Linked DNA regions of Homo sapiens: region 2 is linked to region 1. The links are chromatin contacts, found by Hi-C or POLR2A ChIA-PET in ENCODE. All regions are on one chromosome and are shown on one strand. Each heading gives the region's core, a stretch centred on a gene start or an enhancer-like site at or near the end of the contact. The rest is flanking DNA. Distances are from core to core; before and after follow the strand shown. Region 1 overlaps LRMDA (leucine rich melanocyte differentiation associated). Region 2 overlaps LRMDA (leucine rich melanocyte differentiation associated).

Region 1 (2,702 bases), core at 122-2,621:
TACACCTCACCTCTTTCTATGTCTAGGTAAATGGAAAAGACACACCCTTCTCACAGGGCTTGGTAAGGATGAATAACAACACACATAAAGAACCCAGCACCATGCCTCATTCCTAGGAGTGCTCAATAAGGAATAGCTAATGATAATGATGCATTCATCCCTCAAATATTTATTGAGCTTGTACTTGGTGCCAGGCACTATTCTTAGTGTGAAGAACAGAGGAGTTAACAAAACCAAGGAAACTCCCTGTCCCATCGAGCTGGCATTCTAGTGCCGGGTAATCCACTACACTAACAATGCAGGAGCTACGGGCCTTAGGTTGCAGCAAGGGTTCCCTGTTTCCATCCCCACTACAGAATCCAGAGCAGTTAGTGCCCGTAAGTCTCACCCTAGGCTGACTAGGTCCTTGCCTCCATAGAGGAGGCCATACACTGTCGTGGGTCCCCTAGGCCTCTCATCACCAGAGCATGGTATCCCCCAGTGAGGGCATAGCCAGGCCTGGGCTTCACATGTCTCTGCCACCTTAGCTCCTTTCCCTCACCAAAACGGTTCCCCAAGCCTGCCCCAGAGCCTTCCAGAAACCTCCCAGGAGAGGAAGTTTGCTTGGCGGCATTACCCGGGACTTCCCACCAGAGGTCGCCCTCCCACACAAGCCCAAGCAAACAGACTGGGCTTCGCTGCCTCTGCAGCGGTGACATTATTTTCTTTCTCTATTTTTATCTATTAAAAAGATTTCTTCACAGCCATAACTTAGATCTCTACACTAAAATGGAGCAACAGGAAGATATAATGGTGCGTTTCATTTATGAATGACCTATAATAAATTACTCTGAAGTGTCCCGAGTGCCAGAAGACAGAATGCTTTGTCTGCCCACGAACTGTATTTCACATACTTTAATTTAGCTGACACGTAAAACTCATTTGACATTTTGCAGGTATTTGTGCAGGGTGGGGTTGGGGGACGACTGTGGGGCTGGGTGGGGAGTGGGGGCAGCGGGCAGAGGAAAGGATATTCGGTTCTTGTTGAGGGTTAAGGTATGCAGTCTGGGTAACCCTGGCAACACAAGGTCGTCCCCCAGCTGATTGTTGTCCAAGATGAGTTCCTCCAGGCTCCTGAATGCGCTCAGTCCTTCCAGTGACCTGCAATGACAAAGGCAACAGGAAAAATGATCCTGCACTAAATCAGGGAGGCCATTATGAGCCGAAATAAATATTTTAACCTTCCCTTTCAGGACTGGGAATAGTTTGGGCTTGGTGCCTGTCAGCAAAGTGAATGACAAGAATTAGTAGCAGGAGTCGGGGCGGGGGCGGCGGGGGAGAAGGGGCCGCTGGCACCCACCGCATCCTTCACGCATTGCCAACATGAAGGATGAGGGTCACTTAGTGAGTAGCCAGGATCCAAAACAAAGGGCTTCAGATACGGCCTGCAGGATAAATTTGTCAATGTCTTGTGCCTTCAGGCACCCAGCCTCGGCTGACCCTAACCTCCATTCCCAAGATAAATAACTCTGTCACAGTTCACCTTCATTCCCTGGACACAAATTCAAGTTGTCATCCATCATTCCTGCCCAGAAATATCATACCCTCTTACAATAATAAATATAACTTCAAGTATCATTTCTTAGCAGTTCTCTGTACAGTCGCGGGGGAAACGACAGGGAAGGCTTCCTTTCTCTCCGTTCACATCCTTTGACTTTTTTTTTTCCTCTGCCTTTTTTCTTTACTAATCACTTAATTTGCTTCTGCCCAGCGTCCCAGTGGCTGCCCCAAAGGCAAGGCATCTGCAGAATTACATAATCACTCCGATCTGAGAGGGCTTTTTCTTTTATTATTTCTTTTTATTTGTTTTTGCTGCGGGTGGGGAGACGGGGGTTGGGAGAATTGCTGCTTCAAAGCTCCTGGCCTGAAGTTACTGTTTTAATTTATGGAAAGTGGATTTCTCACTTAATTTTTGAAAGAAGTGTAGAGTGCAACCCTGTAGATGTTGAGGCAGTAAATAAAAAGGCAACAGAAAGAATTAAGTACCCGGCTCCAGGAAAAAAAAAAAAAAACAGCAGAAAGGGAAAAATAGCCTTGCTTATACACATCGCTGAAAGTTAACTCTTAATTTTATGGGCTCTCATGAGTGTTGGGGGTGGAGGTGACACGAGGTAGTTGTGCACAAGTGCTTGCCTGGGCGCACACAGACATTAATTAAAGCAAGCCGGCCGGCAGAGGGGCTTACACAGAGACACAGACTCCCAGCTCGTTCACCTGCCAGACCCAGGAGATGTGCTGAGCCTGCACCGGCTGACAGCTGAGCTACGATGTGGACGGGAGGGAGACACGTAGGGGATGCCGGGCTATTCTATAAAATGTGACAAATCAGGGAGATGTCGTCCACACTATTTATTCATTTACTGATAGTGCTTCCATTACAGCCCCGTGTGCTTGCGTGTGCAATGTCTGCACATCTGCTGTGAGTGTGAACTTCAGCACCAGATCTTTCCCAAGGCATCCATAGCTCCCTTGTGGGATCGCTGCCAAGAGGACTCCAAAATAGGGAGTCAATACTTACGAGGTATAAAAATGTGTTGTAAGTAATTAAATCTGTAGATACCACTGGGCCCAGAGCTCTGCCGGCATGTTCCATTCCTGCCAGACCTCGGGGTGGTCCCACTCAGGACTCGACTCCCAGAGCACGCCTGCTCCTCCAACCAACA
Region 2 (2,702 bases), core at 116-2,615, 420 kb after region 1:
TGAAAGGCTGGGCCAAGTCTTTTGACATGAGCAAAATCTCAACCTTCCATTTTTTTTTCCCCACCAAAGTTAATACTTTGAAAAATGTCTCCACTAGATTATTTTACCCAGGTTTTTTTTTTCATTTTACACTTTATTTTACACAGTTTTTTCCTTGTTCTGCATCAATATTTTCTCTAATACTTTCACAGTGAGAGGGCATGAAAATCTGTGCTTATCAGTTCTTATCCACACTATTGCCTCTCTAAATCCACTACTCAAAAATATATTTTTATATATTTATATATACAAATATATAAATATATAAATAAAATAAGTAAATAAATAAGCAAACTCTTTGGAAATCAGAACAAAAATAACATTTTATAAAAGCCTCTTTCCACATCATACATAATAAACAAAAGTCATCTTGATCAGTTCAATTACTGACATTGCTGCTTTTAAAATCTGCTTAGTAAAATGGCATCAATTAAAGTTTAATGTCTTATAAAAGATCATTCAAGTATTATAGTAGAATTAAGAGGAAATAGGTACTGCTTGGGATCTGGCTATATTTTTAGAGTTTCTCAACCAGAGAGATTTATAAGAATATTCATTATTGCCTAGATTGCTTTCAATTCAGCCACTAGTTTATTAAAAGAGGTAGGCTAAAGGGCCCAGCACGGTTCAGAGCACATTCAACCAGCTGCATTTTCAGTTTGCTAAATATTTCAACTAGTCTTCAAAGGCACTGCATAAGTAAAACCTCGCACTTATTTTTCTACACACTTCTCCTCTTAATTTTTAACCCCCTGGGTATTTCCAAAGGAAATCTAATCCACATAAGTCATTCGTACCTAGCCCACACTAAATGGCATTTGAATGAGTTATATTGTTCTAGAAACCCCATTCACCTTTTCTGTTGGCCTTTTATTCTCTGGAGGTCCCAGTCTGGGGCAAATCAACAAAACTGAACCTTAAGGCAGCAGAGGGAACTGGGGAATAGGAGAAGGGGACCAAAAAAGTATCAACAGGGAGGACACCCAGCCAGGGGCTCCAGGGCAAGAGGAAATCTCCTTTTGCAGGCCTGATACACAGGACCAAGTCGAACAGTTGTTCAGGTTGTGCACTAGCTGACGGCATTTGGCCAAAAGGACAGGTGGAGACTGAAATCCAACCTATACTGTGCTTGCCAAGCTCAATTTCTGGCCAGGGGTTACATCCACCCAGAGAAGGGGAGCACATTTCTCTACTTCTCCCAGAAGCACTGTATGGGCTAGCTGCTGATAAAGTCATGTTAAGAAAACAGAAGTAAGCCAGTCACAAAAGGACAAAAGTCCTGTATGCATCCATTCATATGAGATAACTTAGAGTAGTCAAACTCACAGAGACAGGAAGTGGAATGGAGGCTGCCTGGGGCTGAGGGGAGGAGGGGAGTGGGGAAATAGCAAGTGGCTATTTAATGGGTATGGAGTTTTGGCTTGAGAAGATGAAAACAGTTCTGGAGATGGATGGTTGTAACGGTTACACAGCAATGTGAATGCGGGTAATGCCACAGAGCTGTACACTTAAAAATAGTTTGAATGGTAAATTTTATTACAATAAAAAGGAAATGAAACCAGAGTCAAGCACTGGCAGCTACACACCCACTGTGGACTCCGATCAAGGTCCTGCTCACAGATCGACTTTACAAGCCCATGCCATTGTCCAACAACTGAGAGTAGATCAGGGCTGCACTTGCCTCCACAAACGCCCAGCTACACAGGACCTGTCCAGATCATCACTCCTAATGCCTACCTTCTGCCTCCAAAGGACACCAAAGAGGCAGGGCTTCTCTCTAGGGGTCCTTGCCCCTCTCACCCTGTGCTCCCCCTGTCTGAGTGCCCCACCAGCTCCAGCCTCTGCAGCAGCCTTCCCTGTCCCCAACCTCATACCACCCCAAACCCTGTAAGAGTAGAGGCATGCTGTCACCCAAGTCCACCTCCCCTCAGCAGAATAGTTCATTACTCCACACACATTAAGTTTCCACCAGAACAAGGCCAACTCAGGAAAAAGAAAAATTTACGACTCCCATCATTTGGAATTTGCGGTAAAATTTAGCCTACGTTGGGCCAAAGAAAGGGTTTGCTATGAAAGCTCACAATGTAAACAAGACTTGAGGGAAAAACATTCATACAAAGAGAATAAATGATTCTTAAAGGTTTCAGTTCAACAATACATTTTAGGGAACATGTATTGCCTATTATAAAGACATTAAAGAAAATACATTGTGTCAGGACTGGGGAACCTGGGCCTGCCTCTGCCACCCGAACATGGGCCAGTCCCATAAAGTCTCTGGCCATGATCACAGTTCCCTCATCCATGGAGTTGGACAGAGACTCTCTAAGGTCCTTCTGGCCACGATGAGACTATAAAATTAATATACTGTACTTTGTATATTTACATACATGAGTGTATGTGTGGTGTGTGTGTGTATGTGGGGGTGTGGTATGTGTTTGTCTATGTGGTGTCAGGGAGTGCTGTGTGTACATGTGGGGTGTAGGGAAGTATGAGGAGGAATGGTGTGTATGTTGTATGTGGGGGTGTATGATGTGTGTGGGGTGTGTGTTTGTGGTGAGGGATGTGGGAGGTGTGGTGTGTGTCTGTGTCTACATGAGTATTAATGAGGACTACTTCTCAATAGAAAGAATTTGCCAGTTATTTCAAAATATTTTCTATACTTA

Evidence for each region. A loop is a pair of places that touch in the nucleus more often than their neighbours do. ChIA-PET counts read pairs that join two places held with the same protein, here RNA polymerase II (POLR2A). Pooled maps may share reads with other maps.
Region 2: a loop to region 1 is called in a map with no recorded cell type, with 4 times the contacts of the local background. The contact joins two enhancer-like sites. A Hi-C loop is called at or near these places in 1 of 168 maps with a recorded cell type or tissue (PC-3), 5 of 37 single-sample maps with no recorded cell type and 4 of 50 pooled maps. POLR2A ChIA-PET finds 5 or more read pairs at or near these places in 1 of 52 experiments (activated naive CD4-positive, alpha-beta T cell).

Annotation. Positions count from the first base shown.
Region 1 is chr10:76,034,446-76,037,147 of GRCh38, reverse strand. It overlaps LRMDA (leucine rich melanocyte differentiation associated), which reads right to left. Exons shown (of 7, transcript NM_001305581.2): 3 at 1,014-1,140. Among named protein-coding and RNA genes, the nearest start is that of MIR606, 480 kb to the right of the region's middle. RefSeq lists an enhancer at 1-2,702. Within about 2 kb of position 1,371, at least 2 of the 41 ENCODE cell types and tissues checked have a DNase peak (open chromatin) inside an H3K27ac peak, as active enhancers do.
Region 2 is chr10:75,610,239-75,612,940 of GRCh38, reverse strand. All of the region lies in intron 2 of LRMDA (leucine rich melanocyte differentiation associated), which reads right to left. Among named protein-coding and RNA genes, the nearest start is that of MIR606, 59 kb to the right of the region's middle. Within about 2 kb of position 1,365, at least 5 of the 41 ENCODE cell types and tissues checked have a DNase peak (open chromatin) inside an H3K27ac peak, as active enhancers do.